Regions from separate parts of the Mus musculus genome. Here region 2 is linked to region 1. Evidence: chromatin loops called from intact Hi-C (ENCODE). Cell type or tissue: gastrocnemius. All regions are shown on one strand.

What was found. A loop is a pair of places that touch in the nucleus more often than their neighbours do. Peaks named below come from ENCODE experiments on the same cell type or tissue, not always from the same donor. Only the 100,000 strongest peaks of a DNase experiment are listed, where the experiment ranks them.
Region 2: a loop joins it to region 1, with 2.2 times the contacts of the local background. A loop is called at or near these places in 3 of 42 quality-filtered maps.

What each region holds. Positions count from the first base shown.
Region 1 is chr8:122,135,479-122,143,478 of GRCm38, forward strand. It overlaps a transcript of Zfp469 not described here. Among named protein-coding and RNA genes, the nearest start is that of Gm39268, 11 kb to the right of the region's middle. In gastrocnemius, CTCF peaks have their summits at 197 (motif pointing right), 4,454 (motif pointing left) and 7,958; a DNase peak (open chromatin) is centred at 4,546; H3K27ac peaks cover 929 bases.
Region 2 is chr8:122,042,824-122,050,823 of GRCm38, forward strand. It overlaps a transcript of Zfp469 not described here. Among named protein-coding and RNA genes, the nearest start is that of Gm34413, 48 kb to the right of the region's middle. In gastrocnemius, a CTCF peak has its summit at 4,782; DNase peaks (open chromatin) are centred at 2,960, 3,415, 6,610 and 7,989; H3K4me3 peaks cover 2,111 bases; H3K27ac peaks cover 4,901 bases.

The DNA of each region.
Region 1 (8,000 bases):
GACTTGATGTGCCAGGGTGTGTTGGTACCCAGGGGCGGCCTCCCACTTCTCAGAGGAGAAGGAGAAGGAGAGGGGGAGGGGCTGTAGGGGGGGAGGGGGCCTGGGATCAGGATGTAAAGTGAATAAATAAATCAATGGAGGGGAAAAGGAGAGAACAGATGTTTTGGGGTCATCCTGCACTGGCAGGGAGGAGCCAGAGGGGGGCACTCAGGAGGCAGCAGGAAAGTGGTGATGGGTGTGTGTGTGCAAAAATGAGCGGTGTGCCCTTGTGTAGTGGGCGGCCCACAGTTTCCTCCCTCATTGCTGGTAAACTTCTGCTTCAGTTCCCTGCTGTCTCAGCCTGCAGCCATCTCGAATATCTGCGTATTTGAGCCTCATTTTGAAGATTTGACAGTGCTTGACAGTGAGTTTCCACAGTCGGTTTCCACCGTCAGCATTTACAGCTTCAGTATTTTCAAAAGCATACCGTTTTCCTTGTCCTATCTGAATGAGCTCACTGGCTTCTGTCGGGTCTATGGACGCTGGTCAGTCTGGTTTGAGGAACTCCATGGAGCAGCTCCAAGTGACTGGCTGGGTATCACACTCCTGACAGCCATGGCAACCAATGTGAACTATGACCTTTGAGGTGGCTTTAGTTTCTACTGCATGGAAGCTCTGCTTCACTTCCAAGGGCTTTGTCAGCTTTCTGAGGGATCTGGGAGACCACCCTCTCCACCCTCGGCTGAGGCAGTCTTCCCAGGGACAATGTGGGGAGGACTGTGGCTTTCACTGGTCTCCTGGTCAGCCTTTTTCGTTCCACAGAATGGGCCAGGCTAGGCCAGAGCACGGTCTTCAGGGAGCCAGGTACTCCATTCTGGAGTTTCCTGGCCTCAGAGGGACCTGAGAGTCTGTAGAAGGGTGTGCAGATGTTTGCAGCTTCTTGTCAAGGGGTCATAGTCGACAGCCACCCTCCAGCCAGGAGCCCCAGCAGGCAGCCATGTTCCACTGAGATACCAGGCAGGTGCTCAGACAGAGGCACAAGCACCTGCTTAGCTGAGCGAAGGCTAAAGCAGGAAAGTGCTGGAAATCTCCTGTGACTCCAGGAACCCACTGGGCCCTGGGTTGTTGTGGGGGCCTTGAGATGTGACAGGGGGCTTGCTCAGTGCCTCTCAAGGGAGCCATTAGGTTCCTACAGCCCTGCCTTCTCTATTCCAGAAAGTCAAGTGTCTATTTTTAAGAGAACACCTCATGCCCTGAGAGACAGTTAGTTGAGCTCTTGGGTCCTGCCAGGCAGGAACCTCTGGCCAGGGTTCTCTACCCAAGTCTAAAGAAGGGAAGGGCCATACAGGAACCTACCCAGAAGGCCTTGCACAGGGGTTAATTTTCTGAGACCACTGGATATAGAGTGTGTGTGTGTGTGTGTGTGTGTGTGTGTGTGTGTTGCACAAGTGGGTGTGAACATGTGTGGATATGTGTATTCGGAGCTCATAGGGCAACATTATGTGTCAACCACTCTCCCCTTATTTTTTGAAGCAGGGTCTCTCACTAAACATGGAACTCAGTACTCTGTCTAGATTGGATGGCTAACAAGTTCCATGGGTTCCTCCTATCTCCACCTCTTCAAGGCTAGGATCACGGGCATGTGCCATCATAGCCAATGTTTTACATGGGTCCAGAGGGTTGGAACTTGGGTCTTCATCTATACTTCAGTGTCGCCTTAGTTTGCTTTATGATGCTGTGATAAATCATTGACTAAAAGCAATTTGGAGGAGGGGAAGAAGGGAGGAAGAGAAGGAGGAAGGGAAGGAGGAAGGGAAGAGCTTATTGGGTTACAGATCACTGTCCATCATCAGGGGAAGCCAGGACAGAAGCTCAAGGCAGGGACCTAGAGACAGGAACGGTAGCAGAGACCATGGAGAAGTGCAGCTAACTGGCTTGCTCCCTCTGGCTTGTTCATCTACTTTTCTTATATAGCTCAGGCCCAACAGCCTAGGGATTGCAACACCCACAGTGGGCTGGGATCTTCCACATCAATTAACAATGGAGAAAATGTACCACAGGTAAACCCACAGGCCAGTCTGAAGGAGACAGTTCCTCAACTGAGGCTCCCGCTTTCCAGATGTGTCTATGTTTGCACCATCTTCCCAGCCTGTCTGAAAATCCTTACCATCTGCACAGGCCCTGGTATTCTGCACCAGGCCCCTCAGCCAAGGAGTGACCTATCTGGTCATGCCCTTGCTCCAGGGGAACTCGCCGCTGCCTGTGTATCTGCCCCATATGGAACTTAGGCATTGCTCTCTACCTCTCTTCTTTTCAACAGTTTGGTCCTTTGCATTCATCACTGCTCAAGGCTGGCATATGTGTTCCCTTCACTTAACTGTGACCAAAATGCCCAATAGATACAATTAGGGAAGACGTGGCCGGGCAGCTCAGATCATGCGGTGTGTGGTCGAGACTATCACAGTGAAGCAGAGATTGAATGAGGCCTGAAGGAGGGGCCAGACATAACCCTAGTGACACACCTCCTCCATCGAGGCCTCACCTGAGGTTCCTCAAATAGTGCTGCCAAGTGTATAACAAGTGTCAAAACACAAACCTGTGGGACACTTAGGACTCAACCATAACAGGATATAGAGCCTGTATCCCCAGGACCCTACTCCTAACCCAACACACGCTGAAGCCCAGGATGGGGGGGGGGGGGAGGCAACCACAGACACAGGCCCTGTTAGCTGTAGCCCAGCCTTGGACCAGGGTCCTTGAGTCTTCCTGGTTTTCCAACAATAAATCCACCCCATCCAACGGATAAGCAGGGTTCGAAGTCCATCCTGTCAAACTCTGGCAGTTTTCTCCTTTGGCCACCTTAGACTATTCCATGGTGACCTCAAAGGCTCTGTCCCAGCTTCATTTCTAACACCAAGTCCACACCCTCAAGGAGACTCCCATGGGAAGAGAGAGGCTGACTAATGGCTACTGTGTCACAGTGACAAGAAAACGTAGCTAAAGGAGTGAGTACTGCTTCCCCTCAAGCTCCATCGCGGCTTCTCTGTGACCCTCACCAGACTGAAGGTCTGTCCTGACCACATGTCCAGGAGCACCCCCCTCAGCATGGGAGACATGGCAGCTCCTTGTCTGTCAGTATTGGATGGGTTAGTGAAATAAAGAGAGAAAGCTGTCTAGTCCTATTTGGGGAATCAGAGGGCAGGCATGCAGAGAAGCTATGGGGGCCAGGGCGGGGATCAAGAAGTGAGAGATGGGCCCCAAATAGACACCCTGTCGGCCTAGCAGCACCTGAAGAAGCTGGCCTTCTCTGCCTTCATGTCTCTGTGTTGGAATAATGTAATCCAGACTTTAAAAGGTACACCTCTGCAGCAGGGAAGAAGGCTCGGCTCTTACGATGCTTGCTGCTCTTGAACCTGGATTTGGTTCCCAGCACCCACATCAGACAGCTCATCACTGCCTGCAATCTCAGACCCAAGGGATCTGGTGCTCTCTTCTTGCTTCCACAGGCACCTGTACTTACACACCACACCACACTACACCACACACACCACACACACATACACATACACCACACACACACGTGTACATACACACCACACACACACACACACACACACACACACCACATATATACTCTGCGCGCATACACACACCCTACACATACACACAAACACACCACACATGCCATACACCATACTCACACACAAACACGATGGGAGTGACAGACATCATACACACGGGCATGAAACACACATATAATCCCCTACACTAAGAGCACACACATTACTGCACATGGGAACAAGCACAGGCACCCCCACATGCACGAACCACACAGCCCCACAAGACTAGCACTCTACACACACATACCCTACTCATACAGCCCCCACACTACACACACACACACACACACACACACACACACACACATACCACACACACACATGCACCACACACATACACCCCTACACACACACACCACACATACACCCCACATACCACACAGCACACACACACCCCACATACCACATACCACACATATATCCCCTCACACCACACACACACCCTACTCATACAGCCCCCACACTACACACACACACTTACATACACCACACACACCACACACATACACCCCTACACACACACCACACACACACACACACACCACACACACACATCATACATACACCCCACACCCCACACACACCACACATATACACCACACACACACACAAGGAAAGGCAGTCAGATGCCTGGCCTTCCCCTCTACCCACTACAAGTCTCTCAATAGAAGCAAGGGGGAATCTGTGCCTTACCCATGGCTCAGGATCTACCAGATCCACCAGTGTCACTGTCCCCAAGGGCAATCTCCCTGCTTCCCAGTGGAATGATTGTCTAAAGAAGCAGCCTTAGAGTCCTGTCCCTGTCCTGCCACAGAACCCAGTGCTCACCCTTCTGTGGCCCCCTGCTGGACAGCAGAGACATGGCCCCGCCTCATGGCCTATGAATCACTCTGTCTGACCTAAGCTGTGAGGGTCAGGCGTGGGGAGGAGAGCCAGTCCAGTCTTGTAAACTGTCCGGGGAGCTATGACACCCTGCAGAGTGCTGGTTCCGGAGGACCTGTGCCATGGTCTGCTGTGATGTGGGCCAGGAGCCAAGGTCAGCTTCTGCCCTGGGCTCTGCCATCTGTGCGGTGCCCTCTGGGCTTCTCTGATTTTGTAACCTGGAACGGTGGGCTAGCCACGCAATCTTAGAGTAGAGCAAAGAGCTGAGTTATCATTGTCCCCTCATGTGATGAGTAGTTTTCATTCTTGACATGGGCCAGAAAGGTGTTGGGACCACTGGACTGCCTGCCATCCTTGGCTTTGCTTTAGACAAATCTCCCATGTCCCCTCATCCTGGCCTGAATGGGGACCTTCCCGTCGTCTCTAGTGGTGACCATGGCTCATGGCTGGCTCTGTCATCTCTCACTTACACGGCAGGCCCCATAGCTGCTACTGAGTCAGGCAGGTCTTACAACCTGTTTGGACGGGGGCCACTGAGGCGTGTCCAGGCCCCATGGGTGCTACAGGAGCCAGAGTCCTCCCTCCTTCATGTCCCTGCACTGTCTGCTCCCATGTCAAGGAGAGTCAAAGGCTATGCCTCACTGGCAGCTGACACAAGCCAGGTGATACTGACTCAGAGCAGGCACTTGTTTCTCCCAATGGCTGCGGTGCCCCTGCCCATCCTGCAGAATGTCACAGCCTGTTTCTCATGACCAGAAATGGCCCACTTGAGGAGCATTAGGACAGACCCAAGTCAGTTCTGTAAATAATTGTGTAATGAGGGAATGAAGGAGAAAAAAGCAGGGGAAATGGGGGGGCACTGCCTTGGGTGGGGAGGAGGCAGGGGAGCACTGCCCTGGGTGGGAGGAGCACTGATCTGAGTGGGAAGGAACACTGATCTGGGTGGGTGGGGAGCACTGCCCTGGGTGGGGAGGAAGCTTTTCTAAGCTGTATGGAAGTCAGTCATTGTGTGCAGGTGATGCATCTGGTGCCCTCTGTGTCCCAGGACCGAGTAGGATATATGGATGAGTGCACAGGGAGTGTACTGACCACAGAGCTCAGGGCATAGCAGGCCGACAGGCATGGTTCAGTGACGGGGCTCCGCAGCCTTAGGAAAAGGAGATGACGCTGTGTTGGATGCAGCTTTAGGGACAGGGAAACCACTGCTGAGGTCTGTGGCACTCTAGGTGGTCCAAGGGTGCTAGAGAAAAAGGTGTCCATGATGTGAAAGTGCCATCTCTGGTGCCTGGCCCTTCCCAGTGTGTGCTAGTGGCCCTCAATATATGCAAACCAGTACTATGAACCATCTAAGTATGAGCGAGACACCCAAGAAGCCTAGAGGTAGGACCTTTCCCAGGACACTCTGTGTCCTGCAGGCCCGCCTACCTGGTTCTCTCTCCTGGAGAATTCATATTCATGTCTGACACTGCCTGGTCAGGCTGCATCTCCTCACATGCGCTCTGTTCACAGAGCGGTAATGAGGGCTAAAGTGGGGTTCTTGACCCCTGATGTGCTCGTTGGGCTTGGGAGGCTCAAGAAAGAACCCAGGCTTGGCTTGGCTGTGTCTGCTGTTGTTGGTTCCACTTGAGCCCAAATGTCATCAGGGCCCAGGTAACAGTTCAGGACCTGACACCAAGCTGGACACAGCATCCTGGAATTTGGCGTGCTTGACATGGTGGCTAATGTCTTCTGCTTGGCCATGGGACAGACTGAAGGAAACATGGAAGAGGCCAACCAGGAAGCGGTGGCCCTGTCAGTGTCTCCAGTACGTGGCAGATGTCAGACCCACATCTGTGTGCTCTTAGCCTCTCCATTAGGACCACAGGGATCCATCCCTCTGAGATCAGAGACAACACTTGTGAGATGAGAATGAGAACAAGGGGAGAAGGCGGGGCCGGCTGAGCTGGGTGCCACAGGATGAGGGACCAAGGTCCTGAAAGCAACAGTACAGAAAGGTTGAGCTGGCGAGGAGGCTCCAGCAACACTCTGCACTGGAAGAATGCATGGGCTAGCCTCTGCCACTGTTGATGGGTGGGAGGAGGGGGCATGAGATACGCCCAGGCACCTGCGACTATGTCAGGTACTGTGCCTTTGATGGGACGATATAAGCCTGGCGGGGCAAGGCTGGACCTGAGGAGCTAAGTGTATGTGGTCAGTAATTCCCACAGGCCACACAGGCAAAGGCTGCCCGGCACCTGCTTCAAGAAGCTGTCTCAGGAAATGTGGCTGGCTCACTGGCTTTCTGCACAGCCAAGGGCGAGGAGCCTGGAGATGGGCCTGGGCAGCCTGTACTTTCTTCTCTAAACGGAAGAGGTTCAGCCCAAGGCCTTTGAGGACATTCCATAAATATCCCAGTATCTCCTGCAACCCAAGAGGAATGAATCCGAACTCTGCCAGCCCCCAGATAAGCACAGAGACCTGGGTGGCACTGCCACAGCCCACAGATAAGGTGGCACTGCGGTACCTTGTTTTGTTTCTGCTGTTATCTGATACATTCTTATTATTGATGCCACACAAGGGGGGGCATTCCCTGACAGAGACACTCCGGTGCCCACCCAGGCTGAGGGGCAGCTCTGGCCATGGAGCCCTTGGCCTCTCCTCTTTCAGGCCCCTCCTTGGTACTTGTGTACTGAGGGCTGGCACCTGCTCCCAAAAGGTTGTGTGGGTGCCAACGGGAAGGTATTTCCAGAGATGCCCTGGCGCTTTGAAGTTGGCTGGGTCAGGGATGACCCTGAGACAGGACACCTTTATCCCCTTCCTCCTGGAGCCCTTGTGGGTCCTGAGAGGCCAGGAGGACATGACAGTTGGGATGCTGAGTCATTTCTTGCAGTAGCTTGCTTAGAAAAGGGATCCTGAACACCATAGCATCTCACATCCAACTCCTGAGCCCCCGACTCAGCCCCTCTGGGGGTTGAGGCAATGACACCCCTCTGGCTTAGGGTGGGGCTCTGTCATGGCAGCTGGAAAGCCCATGATGGACACAGGCCCTGTGAGAACAAAGCTCAACCCACTGGACAAAAGTTTCCTTCATTTAAGACATCTCCCCAAAGGTCCCCAAAGGTCCCATCTCTCAGTAACCAGACGGACACTTCACCCTGTCTTTTGGAAGGACCATCGCAATCCTAAGAACCTGCCCTATTTTGATTGAATGTGCCCAGCCTGCAGGCCACGTGCCCATATCCAGACCTGGGATGTGCAGTCTGGTCTTCCTCTCTGCTCGCAAGCCCTTCCTCCCTTGGCTCCAACTCTGGACCAACCGCTCAGCTGAGGAGAGGTACTATGCAGGTGTGTATGTAGGTCACTACACAATCAGGGTGGCTTCTGAGCCCCTCTATGGCACTCCAAAGACAGGACTAGGAAGTTGGCCAAGAGTCCTCCTCTGCCTCCAACAGCCAATTGATACTCACACAGTATCTAACAGCATCCACCAGGGGCATCAGTGTGGACCAGGGACACTAGTGCTAAGCTGGAGGAATATGC
Region 2 (8,000 bases), 93 kb before region 1:
GGTCAGTAGCCTGAGTGCCACTTGCTCCCTTCTTACCCCGGCCCTAACCTGGGGCAGAAGCTTGATAGATGTGACCCAGATAAGTTACAGCTGCTGACTCAGTTTCCCTAGTAGTTCATGAGCACCAGCGAGGCTGTTAGCAGACAGAATGGGCCACTCAGCTCAGAGGGACTCTGCTGTGGCCTCTGCCCCAGAACCACGGTTAGTCAGCTGCCAGTACAGCTTCGTCCCCATTGTCACGGCTGGATGTGGCTTCTATATTGCAGCCTCTGGAAGTGTAAGGGCAGGCCGAGTTCCCCATGAAGAAGTGAGGGGTACACTGGGGTTCCCCACTGCTTTATTGAGTCTGAGGTGGGGTATGAACATCACCTCTCCCAGGAATACCCCCCTGCAGCTCAGGGATATCCCGCAGACACAAGTGCAGCACCCCCACCCCCCCAGTGAGGACCTTTCACCTTCTCTGCCAGCAGGTGCGTACCCCCTTGCTTCTCTGGAAAGGAGAGCCAGCTTTTGTGAAGCCACCCACTCTTGAGCCGCGCCTCCCCGAATCTTAGCCACGTGTTCGAGTTCCTGAGGAGCGAACAAGAAGGAAAGCCAGCCGGATGCTTAGCCTATGAGGGCAGCAGACTTTGAGTTCTAACGGAGAAGACAGCTCAGTGCAAACCCCTTCGCCCAGGCACAGCAGGGTTAAGTGTCTGTGAGCAGAGAGGGAATCCCAGGCCGCCTGGAACTTGAGACTTCCCAGCTGAGAGCCAGCTCAAGTGAGGGAGATGTGGACCCAGACACACTGCATCGGGCACCGGGGTCCTGAATGCAGGCCCTGAAGATAGCTGCCACCCGAGCCCCACAGTAGCCGTGCCTCAGCTCCAACTCTGGTAAGTGGCCCGCCAGGCACGGGCTTCAGGGGCGGCAGGGCTGTGGGCTGTGGTTTGTTAGGAGTTCGGGTCTGGTGCGGGCAGGGCAGTCTGTGTTTCTTATTATTAATACATTCAGACTTGCAAGCCAGTCGTGTGAGCTGGAAATCTGGAAACATCTTCAAGGCGAAACAAAGTGTTTTGTTTTCCTGCTGAAGATTCCAGTTGCTGGATCAAAGTCTAGGGACTGAGAAGGGAGATTAGCTCCGTAGGTGGAGAGATCTGGGCACACCTTGGCTCTGGCATTGCGAGGGTGTCTGTGATGGCTATTTTGAGTCTTCCGTGATGCTTTCCAGGTGTCGGGATCATCTGTCAGTCCTGTGTATTGATGCCACAAACTGATTTGGTTAGACATTCTATTCTGAGTGCCTGCTGTCACTGGTTCTTTGGTTTTGTTGTTGTTTTTGACAAAGTAGGGGGCAGGAGTGCTGGGTCCTCCCAACTTGCTAACGGGCCAGCCAGACCAGACAGTTTACAACCACAGACGAGCTACTTTAGGTATATGCTTCTGCTAACTACCCATTTTTATGGTATTTCTAAGTACTGGTCTCTTCACGACCCTTTTCCTTGGACGGGACTCAAAGCAGGCCCCTTCTGGGTTATTTGATGTGTCTGTTTCCCATTAAGGATTTGGGCCATGAACGAAAGTGACAATCTCGGCTTCTAAGGATAAACTTCCTGGAACTTTCTCGGAAGGCTCCTCTGCAGGCACAACTGGAGTTGGAGCCCCCAAATGGAGTCTGCCTCGGTGTTTCTCAGTGGGGTGATAGAGGCAGTGAGGGCTGGGACCCTGGATGGTTTCTGAAGCTTCAGAGAGCAAGGGGAGGGGATGAGGCTCACCTGACGCCGCGCTCGGCATCAGCCTTGTGTTCCCCTCAAGTGTGGTTACACTTAGTGTAGAAATCTGGGGTGAATGTGTGTGAGTGGTGCCAGGTGCTCACGATTCCTCACGTCGTTCTGTATCCTCAGCATCAGCAAGAGGGCACAGGTGGTCTTAAAAAAAAAAAAACATAGGCCCAAACCAGCAGTTCTAACCCCAGTGTGATTGCATCGAGAGTGCTGGGCTCTTGGAGTGCCCTTGGCCTCCGTGATCAGCAGGTTAGATGCTGGACTAGGGTGCTGAGTGTCCTTGTGTCATTCCTGGTGTCCAGCTGCTGTGCGGCTACCCCCAGGTCTGCTGCTCCACCACACTGCTAAGGACAAACACTCCCTTAGATGGGGGTGGCAGCTGCAGGCCCTGAACCTAGTTTGTCCCCCTAGTTTGTCTCCCGCTGCCCCTCTGTCCCTTAGCTTTGGGGCTGTTGGGTTTTCTGTGCACATGTAGCTTTTCAGGCTCTTCTTTTTTGGGGGGAGGTGGTACCTTGAGGAATTCCAAAATTGTCCCAGGGCAGGAACTGCTCTTCTCCATACCCGAGCCCCGAGCAGGGTTACCCTGAGAGTCTCACACGGCTCCTGCCTCCGGCCCCATGACGGCTGTGTTTGGGATGGAGAGCTGTCAGTTTCTAGCGCTGTTCTCACGGTAGTACAGAAGCCCTCCCACTTACAGGAGCAACAGGCAGCCTGCTTAGAACCTGCACAGTAGATGCCTTCCTCTGGGCCTTGAGATCTGCACTGGCCAAGGTGAGGGCCTCTGCTTAGAGCCACACCTCTCTCAGTGCCAGCTTGGAGACCCCACAATAGGGTCTCTCACTGCCCGAGTTGCCCTCAAAGCCCTCACTGAGCTGGAGCAGGTGTGTGCGTGTGTGTGTGTGTGTGTGTGTGTGTGTGTGTGTGTGTGAATGTGTGTGTGCATGTGTGTGTGCACTTCCTTGAGCATTTTCTTGCTGGTGGTTCTGGGGCACTGGCCTCTGAGTGGCTCAGCTCTCTCTTCCCAGCTGATAGGAACAGCTGGGTTTGGCTCAGGTGGCATGGATAAAAATTAGCCACAAGGCTCTGGGCTGCAGTGCCATTGACAGTGCCAGGGCTGCTCTTTGAGGCCTCCGGGCTGATCTCCTGCATGCCGGGCAGTTTGAGTGGTGCCTTCCCATCTTCCCAGAGCCCCAAACAACTGAGCAAGGCAAACAGTTGTAACCTGGGTTTATGGTCAGGGAGATTTGGACCTCAGAGAGGCGTGGACACTGGCCAGAACCACCTGGCCAGGAAGCTGCTGAGCCCCCCCTGCAGCCCAGGCCTGTCCCACTGCGAAGCATCTGCCTTCCAGATGGGATTCCCACAAAAAAGATTTACTGAGATGCAGTCCATGGAGTGTGCAGTCCTCCCTGGTGAAGTGTGTAGCTCTCTGGGTTTCTGTGTCTGCCGTGCTGCCGACTCTATAACACTTTCATTTTAGTGTGTTTTCTTCAATGCAAACAGAACCCTGGCTCCATTCGCAATCCCCCTGTATCTCTGGCCCTGGCCGTCCCTTTCCTAGGTTTCATTTGTGTCTGTCCAGACACATCTTCTGAGGGGTCACATGGCATTCTGCCTGCGTGTCTGTCTCTTCTCATGGTGTCAAACTCTGAAGTCCGTCCATACCGCCTCCCTCACCACAGCAGAGGTCTGAGCACTCTGGTTGAAGCCCGCCAGACTTGAGGATCGTCTTTAGGGACTGCCAGCTTGCAGTGGTAGCCATTGATGAGGACAGTGCCCACCTGGAAGCCCTCATCTCCATGCACCTCAGACATGAGCTGGTGATGTGTGTGTGGGCTCCCCCCACCCACCTACCCCCAGAGAGGAGAAGAGGAGCCACTTGGTCATTAAGAGGGATTTGACCCTTGAAAGTATAAAAGGTCTCTGTCACCTGTGCATATTCTGGCGGGATTTTTCTTCCTAGTGACAGAGTCTCTTGTAGCACATGTTAGACAAACCCACAGTGTAGTTGAGTATATAGCTTCAAGCTTTTGTAGTCTCTCTGTTTCTGCCTCCCAAGTGCTAGGATTACAGGCATCTCACCAAGTCTATGGGGTGTTGGGGGAGAAACCCAGGGCTTCTTGAATGGTACCTGAGCATTCTACTAACTGAGCCTCAGCCCCAGCCTGGAGTGTTTAAAAACAGTGCTGGAGGCAAGCATCTCAGGCAAGGTTGGCAGATGAGTAGAGCAGGCAGGGAGAGAGTGCTGGGACCATTGAGGGCGTGGCCTGAGCTGCCTGGGCCTCAGTGACTGGGTACTGGACGACTGTCATGGGGTGGGGGAGAAGGCCACAGCAGGGGTGCAAACACAACCAGCAAGAAAGGTGGACCAGACAGGGTAGTACACACCTTTAATCCCAGCACATAGACAGCATCGATCTCCATGAGTTTGAAGCCAGGCTGGTCCATATATCAAGTTTCAGGCCAGCTAGGACTACACAGTGAGACCTTGTCTTAATAAAAGGAAAAGTCGTTTGGGTTCCGGAAGTCAAGTCTGGGGCCAGTGCTCACACCAGCTTGCGACTGTGGACAGAAAGATACATTCTTAGACCAGCCAAACCAGCAGGGTCCAGAGGCTTCCTGGAATTTTTAGGTTACAGTCTTGACATGGGCCAGGGTCCTGCTTCCAGGGAGCTAAGAGACCATCGCCCCTTAGTCTGCTACCCCCTAGTAATCGAGGATCTAAAAGCACTGCCCTGCTAGCAGCGTCTGACAGCCTTGGCAGGTACAGTGTGTTTTCTGTAGGAGGTCCAATTCTTTCTCAAGAATGGAAAGGCGCCAGTGTCCAGCAGGCTCGTCTCCCTTGGGCCCCTCCTCTGAAGCGGGGTAGCAGAGGACCCGTGTCTTCCATTCCTGTTTGCCCTCCCTCCATATCCCATTGTGCTTGGCAGGTATTAGAGGGGCTCCCTGCGAAAGGTTTCTCAGAGGACCCCTGCAGCTGTAATTGGCCACCTAGTGGCGAAGAATCCGCGTGCTTTCAAGGGAGCAGAGCCTGGCTGACATTGCCCGTGTTCTAGAACTTCCTAGAACTTTCAGTGCTGTTTGTTTGTCTTCTGTCTTTGTTTGCAGTTTCCTAATCCATTTCTTTTGGAAGGCCAGGTTTTTAATTCGGCAGAAACAACCCTCTGATAGATCAAAAGAACAACAGCAAAAAGTCAAGCAGGGCCCAGAGCGATTGTTCCGTGGTTAAGAGACTGCACTGCTCCTCTGTGTGGCCAGTGTTTGCATCCTAGACCCATATGGGGTGGTTCACAACTGCTGGGAACCCCCAGCACCAGAGGACCAGAGCTGTCTCTGTGGGAGTACACTTACACATGTACATGCCTTCTCTAAGACAAAGACCTACACAGGTAATTAAAAACGAACCTTAAAAGCCAGCGGTGGTGGTGCACACCTTAAATCCCAGCACTTGGGAGGCAGAGGCAGGCGAATTTCTGAGTTCAAGGCCAGCCTGGTCTACAGAGTGAGTTCCAGGACAGCCAGAGCTATACAGAGAAACCCTGTCTCGAAACAAACAAACAAACAAACAAACAAACAAATAATAAAATAAATAAAATAAATAAAAATGAACCTTAAAAAAAAAGAAAAAGGCAACCCACGAAGCACATGACCACAGAAGGGTTAAAAGACCAGTCTCTTTCCCTGGAAGAAGTCTCTTCTAACAGGGTTGCTCCTGAAGGTCATCTGCTTTCACCTCCGCCTCTGGCCTCTGTGGTCCTCCCTTCCCTGTGAAGTTAACATTGGGCTGGGCTGGCCTGTACCTGGTTGCTTTTATTCCAAGAGACAGATACCACGGTGTGGGCTGGGTAGGGCACTGGGGCATGTGGATGCTTGGTGTGGCTGGGGTTGAGTAGAGCTGTGTCACCACAGATGTCCCTGTTGACCCCAAGAGGCATCTGGTCAGAGCTACTGTGTTCACAGAGGAGCCCCATTAACTGTTTGGCGGAGGAGGATATGGTCAGACTCGTAGCCCCAGTGAGGAATCCCTAGATTTCAGAGCAGTACTGACCTACTCAGTACCACAGTGGACAGACAAGCAGGGATAGTAGTTCAGTATCAACATCAATTGGCACAGCTTGGCTTCAGTTCCATCCCTGCAAGACATGAGGCCTGCTCTGGCCACTCACCAGGGTGGTTCTGTGACCTCCTTGTTATGAGAAGAGATGAAGATGGCAGACTACACATGGACCCCAAAGATGCCCTGTGACACTCAACCTAGCATCATCTCCTTCTGTAGCAAATGGTTTTGTGCATAGGATTCAGGCTGGATGGAGAGCCTTCTGCAGCATCCAGACCACCCAGCATAACAGTACGGGTCCTTACTTAGGGCACGTGAGGCAAAGATAGAGGGAGTGGCCATGCAGCAACAGGGTGGCATTGAAGTAATACGGACACGGGTTAGGGGATGCCAAGGCTACCGGGAAGAGGCAGAACAAAGCCTCCTGGAGCCTCTGAGGACCAGGTATTTACCACTGTTGTGTCTTATATCTCTGAGGCCTGTGTGGAGTCATAACAAGTTTTTGATGCTTTGAGCAGCTGGAACAACCTTGGAATTCCAGGGACTGGGCTGAGGTTGAAGTAACCATCTGAGAGCTACCCAAGGGCCAGGAACACCATTTCGGACACCAAGGGATCTTTGGTGTTCTGTGTCCTTTGTCTCTCAAGAAGAAGTGGGGCTATTTCCATAGCCTAAGGCAGTTTCCTTCTCCTCCCCTTACAGACGTGTGGGATGAGGCGTCCCTGTGCTCACTGGCCAGCGTGGTGGCTCAGGCAGCTTTGGCTCCCATGTCCTCTCCATCTGCCTCTTTGGCACACTGGGTGTCACAGGAAGCTGAGGAGCCAGCCCCATGCACACTGAAGAGAGGAACATGCTACCTCCTGTGGCACGCCAGGGTCTGTGGCTCTAACTAGGAAAAGAGCAAGCCCAGAATAGGAAACAGGGAGACACCACTGGGCCTGGATGTGGTTCCTGGATGGGTTCTCTGATTCTTTCCTAAGATGGAGAAAGCCTAAAGCCTGAGCACCTGTGAGTGCATGGGCAGTGAGCAGTGGCAGTCTTGCATGAGTCGGGGGGCCTGTGGGGTGCAGGCACAGCTCTGGCTGGCCTACTGCAATGGTTGCAGGTAGCTGTCTTGGCGGGCATATTAATTTCTGTCTCTGTGACAAAATATCCAAGAAAAATCAACATAAAAGAGGAAAGATTCTTGTTGGCTCCTGCTTCAAAGGCCCTACCCATGGCTGGGGCTCCATTGCTTCTAGGTCTGTGGAAAGACTGAAGCGTGGGGAAGTGTGTGGCCCTGAGACTGCTTACCTCAAGGTTGCCAGGAAATGGAGAGAGAGAGGACAGAGACAGCTGGGCCAGGGATATGGTATCCTGTCCGCTCAGCCACTTCTTCCACACGGGCTTTTTGTCCCTCCTCATAGAGCATCCCTATAGCAAATCTCTGTGGACTGCTAGTGAAGCAGATGTTCTCATTATCCAATTAGCACTCAGTATCACCACCAGCAGCAGCTGGGGGTGGAGCCTCTTGCAGGGAGTACTCCATACCCAGACCAGACAGGAGGGGGGGGGGAGTAGCTCTCAATGCAGGTCTTTGGGGGCTCCAGGCATTTTAGGAAGGGGCTGAAGCATCCTGGGGTTGTCCCCTCCCTGGACTGAAGGTGGCACATGGCTTTGTGTACCCAAGGTCTCTGTTATCTTTGGTGCAAGGTCTTGAGACTCTGAATGAGAGTGTCCTGAGCTGCTGTGTGGCTTTAGGTGGGTGGCTCTGTGTCCTGGGCTTCCCTCTGTTCAACTTTGAAATAGGGCAGCTTTCATACATATATGTCCTACGAAGCCTTTCCAAAGACCAAAACCCTTACCGGAACCCATGGACAGAAGGCCTCAGCTCCTCCCCTTTGCCACAGCAGGTGGATGGGTTGTTTGCCCATTCCTACACAGGTGTGACAGTACAGTGAAGCCTGCGGCCCTTGGTCTGGTAGAACTTGTTTCCCATGGTGACCGTGTCTCCAGAAGCAGCCCAGGATGCAGGGTCAGGGACAGCCCCAGCCATCATATGAAGGCTCTCACGCTGGGACTTGGCACTCTCCCGTTCCATAGTCAACAGTGCTTGACTCTCCGGGTGGGCTGGGCACCCCTGGGACTGGCTGTTGATGGATCACTGCGCAGTTCTGGAGTGGATTTCACATAGGTCTGCC